Regions from separate parts of the Homo sapiens genome. Here region 1 is linked to region 2. Evidence: chromatin loops called from intact Hi-C (ENCODE). Cell type or tissue: PC-9. All regions are shown on one strand. Each heading gives the region's core, and the rest is flanking DNA. Links, peaks and the distances in the headings are about the cores only. Region 1 overlaps ATG7 (autophagy related 7). Region 2 overlaps HRH1 (histamine receptor H1).

Region 1 (2,806 bases), core at 300-2,799, 71 kb before region 2:
GAAACCACATTCCCTGAACCTGACTTTATCATGCCCTGTGTTATATAAACTATGCAATTACTGCCAGTATGATCCATAGGGGTGAATTAAGTTAGCATTGGTAATAGGTGCCAGCACTATCTGGCCACTAATCAAATGAGCGTTTCGTTAACAGCTATTATTTAAGTAACAGAAGGTAGTAGCTTCGGAGAGAAGAGCAGACTGTTCTACTGGTACACTGGGCTAAGCCAGGGGATTTCACCAACCTCGGTGCAACCGAGAGCCCATTTACTTACTGCAAATGTCAAGAGGAGGAACTTGTTGAGGAGTACAGGGTTTTCAAGAGCAGTGCCTGATTTTATGGATTCCCATATCTGCAAGAAGAAGAAAAGCATCAAGGCAGGTTACCAGGCATCTCTGAGTTTCTCACTCTCAGGTGAAGTGTGGAGCTGAAAAGCACCAGGCTCTTCTTTCCTACAGGCCCAGCACCACTTACCCCAAACAATGAAGTGGGTTGTTACCTCACTCTGCCGACTTCACACTGCCTCTCTCCCAGCCACACTCCCTTCAACATCTAAGCCAAGTGAGGGAACCCAGGCGCCTCCTCTCAGCAGATCTCAGCACCGAGGGGGCAACCAGGCCATTTTCATGCCTTCACAATCTCCTTCAGCAAATATTTACTTATTGTCTACTATATACCAGGCACATCAGGGTTACAGAAATAAAAGACACAGTCAGTCCCTACCCTCAAGACACTCGCAGTCTAGATAGAGAGACTGGCGTAAATGTATAACTTCACCACCATGTAGGATTTGCTGTCACAGAAGTAGGTAGAATTTATGGGAGGAATCCTCTGCAGACTCTGCTGGGGAACGGGGAGAGTAAAGAGCCTGGGAGGGGCTCTCAAAGGAAATGCTGTGAAATACACATAGGGGTTTCTTGAAGTCTTATTTGAGATTATCTTGCCCTGAGAGATGAAGAAAGAAGAACAAACTTCAAATTTATGTATACTCAGCAAGTACTGAGACTAGGAGCAAATGCTGGTGCTGGTCAGCAGCTGTGGATCACAAGATGTTTTTGTAGATAAGATTCGTAGCTAAACTTGGTGTTACTAAGCAAGACAAAACAGTTGCACTAATAAGAATCATTCCCTAAGTGTGGGTGGAAGAGGGAAATAAGTAAGCAGAAGTAAGTTCCTGCTACTGACATACTGGCCTTGGAGAAGCTGGACCACTGAAGAGAGGCCCCCAGTTTCCGGTAAGCCGAGGGGGCATGGGGCAGAAGCTGCTAGGAGAATTCTGGGCCCCAGTTGAGGGGTGGGATATTCCTGTGGGGGCAGAGCCTGCTTTTTTCCAAGATGATTAAGGCCTGACCCAATTCTTTGGAGACTCCCTTTTAAATGTGCAGCCAAAGCAGGAGGCCCAGGAGCAGTCAAGCCACAGGTCAAGAAAAACGACCATCCTCTCCTGAGTCACAGCTGCGTCCATCCCGAGGGATGTGAAGGAAGCCTGCCTCAGGACCTGACCACTGCACCCACACCAACAAGATTCATGTCGTGATAAAGACTGGTATAAAGACTCCTTGATTACAGCGGTTAGACAGGATTGGGATAAACTGCCCCCACCTCCCATTTTAATTCCTCTCACTAACTCCAATGTAAAGAAGCAAAGGAAAGACATTCCAGGCAGAGAGGATATTGTATTCCCAAGGAGAGAGGACAGAACAGAAAGTAGGTAGAAGGAATTACATGTGATTTGCTATGACAGACTCAGAGAATGCAAGGGCAAGAGTAAAGAGGTCAGAAAGGAAAAGAGGAAAACAGGGCCAGGCCACAGAGGCCTTGAAAATCAGATGCAGTAGATAAGTGAAGACACTGCAGAGACTACATGATAATCTCCTCTACCGCCATGGTGCACAGGATTGCCAAGCCTCTCCAAGGCACAATAAACAGAGTGCCTAGAGGCATTCAGCCACAGGAACACAACTCTCAGAGGTCTGGCTGCTTCAAAATGCTGGCTGGAGATGAGCAGCAAACTGATTACTTAACCTCTGCCCTGCCATGTTATTTCCAGCCTATCCCAGGTGAGAGCCTGGATGTCCTCTCCCTGACCTTCCTGCCAATACAGAAGGAGACAGCTGGGAGTATTCTCTCTGGAGAAATATACCAAAGCCCACAAGTGTCTTTAAGTTCCCTTCATATGCCAGTTTCTGCAGCAGACCCATGTGCCTGATCACAAACACTGCACCTGCCAGGACCACAGGAAATATGACACATACATCACGTTTTCACAGCTAACCTCATTTGCTGCTTGTTCCAAAAGGAGCTTCTTATCTGCAGTCTTGAAAGACTCGAGTGTGTTGGTGTTATACAGTGTTCCAATAGCTGGGCAGCAACGGGCTGGGGTGGGAGCACTCCTAGATACAAGAGAAACACGGTTAGTCAGGCACAGCTGGGACTCAGCCAGGGAGAGACAAGTCAACCACCACTGTAGTGGGATAAAAAGGGTATTGCTCTGCAGGGCAAACAGAAGATTAACTGTATGTTTTCTTGGAAAAAGATGAATATCATAACTCAAGAACTAAAAAACAGGCACCATTCCCCCCTAAAAGCCTATATATTCCCTATACTCTAACCTATCAGGATGCTGTTCTACTGTCCCCCAAAGAGAAGTTCATTTCCTATTTGTTCTTCTTTCCCACCTTTAACCTGAGGGAAATATTGTTTGTTGAGCTGTGCACAGTTTGAATTCTCATAACAGCTCTTTTCCCCCATTTAAAGGTTTAAGCAACTTGCCTAAGGTCACATAATAATAGGCAGAGCTTGAAT
Region 2 (2,806 bases), core at 267-2,766:
AAGGGAAACTGAAGGATATTATCACTAAATGGCAAAACAAACAAACAAACAAACAAACAAACAAAGGCAGCATTAAAAGCCCAGCTCAGTTATCTCTTACTTTCTGACCTCAAAAAGCAAGGGAGAGGCTGGGCGCAGTGGCTCACGCCTACAATCCCAGCACTTTGGGAGGCTGAGGTGGGCAGATCACAAGGTCAGGAGTTCGAGACCACCCTGGCCAATATGGTGAAACTCCGTCTCTACTAAAAATACAAAAAAATTAGCAGGGCGTGGTGGCGCATGCTTGTAATCCCAGCTACTCGGGAGGCTGAGGCAGGAGAATTGCTTGAACCTGGGAGGTAGAGGTTGCAGTGAGCTGAGATCACGCCACTGCACTCCAGCCTGGTTGACAGAGCAAGACTCCATCTCAAAAAAAAAAAAAAAAAAAAAAAAAAAAAGGAAAAGAAAAAGAAAAGAAATATTTTCAGGATTGCATCAGGCTGGGAGAGTTTCCATATTGCATCGTTTAATCCTCAATCGTTTAATCCTTAATCGTTTACCGTGCTGGTAACCTCACCAAAATAATTCTGCCCCCAGCCTCCCATTTTAATGATGTGGAAAGAGAGGCTTCTGGAGTTTTTAGGGCTTGGTGCCTGCACTAAGAGATCCCAGAGTGACTGAAGAGCAAGTTTCACTTAAAGGCCCAGGTGGCACCCATCTGCTAAGACCTTCCAGTGAACTTCACATACTCCCCCCACTCCATCCTCTTTTCCATTGTGAAGAGAGGGAAATAAATAAACACTTTAAATAAAGATTCCAGGGAATTGAAAACATGGACATCCGTGCTAACGTGAGAAAAGGATACAGTGAATACATCATCCTCTTTTTCACTGTGAAAAGAGGAAAATAAACAAACGCTTTAAATAAAGATTCCAAGGAATTCGAAAATATGGATATCCGTGCTAACATGAGACAAGGACACAGTGATTACACCACCACACCCAGCACACACACAAGTATCATTTCAGGATAGGATGAATAATGTGTTCATTTTGTTCCGAATCCTTGGAGATTAAACTCTGAGAAATACACTTTCAAAGACCAAAGTCATTCAGGCTGTTCTCTTCTTGAGGAAAAAAAAAGTGATTGATGATATTGAACTAAATAAAAGAGCTGGCAGGAGAAAAAGAGAGGCAGATGCGGCATTTATAAGAGAGAGCTCCCAGGTGATTACCAGTTCCTGTAACTTTTGTCTCTTTCAGTCAAGTGACCTGATGGACACCTGCCTGCAGCTGCCACCTCATCCCACACCTGGGGCTCTTTAGCACCACCTGCTGGTCAAGCCCTCTTGCTGGTTCTGGGGCCAGGGTATTTATATACAGGGGTTATTTATATATTTATATATAGAAGTTATTTATATATAGGGGCATAGATGAGTGTGACTCGATCTGGTTCCTAGTTCTATTCTGATAATCACAGATGATTCATTTATTCATTCATCTATCTATCCATTCATTCTCCCTTCCTTCCATCAAACCATCCACAAAATCTTCACTGATGAATATTCTTGCCAGGTACAGATATTATGATAGCCACCGGATGAACACAGTTCCTATTCTCATGGAGGTGCCAGCCTATACCAGTAATTCTCAACTCTGCCTGCCTGAGAGCTTTGTTTTGTTTTGTTTTGTTTTGAGACGGAGTCTCGCTCTGTCTCCCAGACTGGAGTGCAATGGCACGATCTCAGCTCACCGCAACCTCCGCCTCCTTGGTTCAAGTGATTCTCCTGCCTCAGCCTCCCAGGTTGCTGGGATTACAGGCACCTGCCACCACATCTGGCTAATTTTTACGTATTTAGTAGACAGTGTTTCACCATGTTGGCCAGGCTGGTCTCAAACGATCCACTTGCCTCAGTCTCCCAAAGTGCTGAGATTACAGGCGTGAGCCACTGTGTCAAAAGCTTTTAAAACATATTGAGATGTCTTCTTTCAGGAAGATTGAGTAGAGGTACTTTCTCTATTCTGCTTAGTACAACTAAAACTCTGGATGTTATATTTAAAGCAAACACAAGAAGACTCTGACAGGTGGAGAGGCAAAGGCAAAGCAGTGAGGAACATTGGGGCCCAATGAGCGACACAGTGATGAATTCCCTGGGCTTTTTTTTGGCCACATACATCAGAGATTTTGACCTGAAGTAGCTGGCAGCTCAGAAATGGCAATCGGCACAGGCAAAACAAAAGCCTGCTGTGTCCAGCCAAAGGACTGGGAAAGAGGCTGCCTAGCAAAGTAGAAAACTTTTAGACAACACCTGCTCTATTTCAGCCAAACACCATAGAAAAACACTGTGCCCCGCTCCTGTCCTAGCCAGATGAGGTGAAGTGGGGAGGGCAGCCAAGACTTCCACCCTTGTCAAGCTGTAATGAAGTGACTCAACTCCCCTTGCTGGGGTGGCGTCCCCGCCATTCCTAGCAGGGAGCCGGGACTTGCATCCTGTCAGGTGGTGACAAGCCCTGCACCCACCCCCATGGTGTCAGTAGGGGTGCATGGGGAGCAGTGAGGAGGCACTCTCATCCCTCCCAGCTGGGGACTTATCTGCAGAGGCCTAGTGGGGAGATGGAGCTCCCACATCTGCTCAGCAACAGTGAGGAAGCCACGCCCTTCAAGTGTCAAGAGAAGCGAAGTGGGGAGCCAGGACGTCTACCTCCACCTGGAAGTAATGAGGCAGCATACTCTCCCCGTGTGTCCTCCGGCTTCCTCTGCTACAGCAGTGTCAGTCAAAAGCAGATAAATCAGGAGATTTAAATATGATCCTAGGTCTTATAATACC

The links. Peaks named below come from ENCODE experiments on the same cell type or tissue, not always from the same donor. Only the 100,000 strongest peaks of a DNase experiment are listed, where the experiment ranks them.
Region 1: it touches region 2 in a loop (4-fold over the local background); 5 of 110 quality-filtered maps call a loop at or near these places.

What each region holds. Positions count from the first base shown.
Region 1 is chr3:11,306,531-11,309,336 of GRCh38, reverse strand. It overlaps ATG7 (autophagy related 7), which reads right to left. Exons shown (of 21, transcript NM_001349232.2): 6 at 2,277-2,394; 7 at 276-353. Among named protein-coding and RNA genes, the nearest start is that of ATG7, 36 kb to the right of the region's middle. In PC-9, for the core only: no CTCF peak of the experiment used is centred there; no DNase peak of the experiment used is centred there; H3K27ac peaks cover 151 bases.
Region 2 is chr3:11,235,296-11,238,101 of GRCh38, reverse strand. All of the region lies in intron 1 of HRH1 (histamine receptor H1), which reads right to left. Among named protein-coding and RNA genes, the nearest start is that of ATG7, 36 kb to the left of the region's middle. In PC-9, for the core only: CTCF peaks have their summits at 1,100 and 1,307 (motif pointing left); a DNase peak (open chromatin) is centred at 1,261; H3K4me3 peaks cover 622 bases; H3K27ac peaks cover 1,538 bases.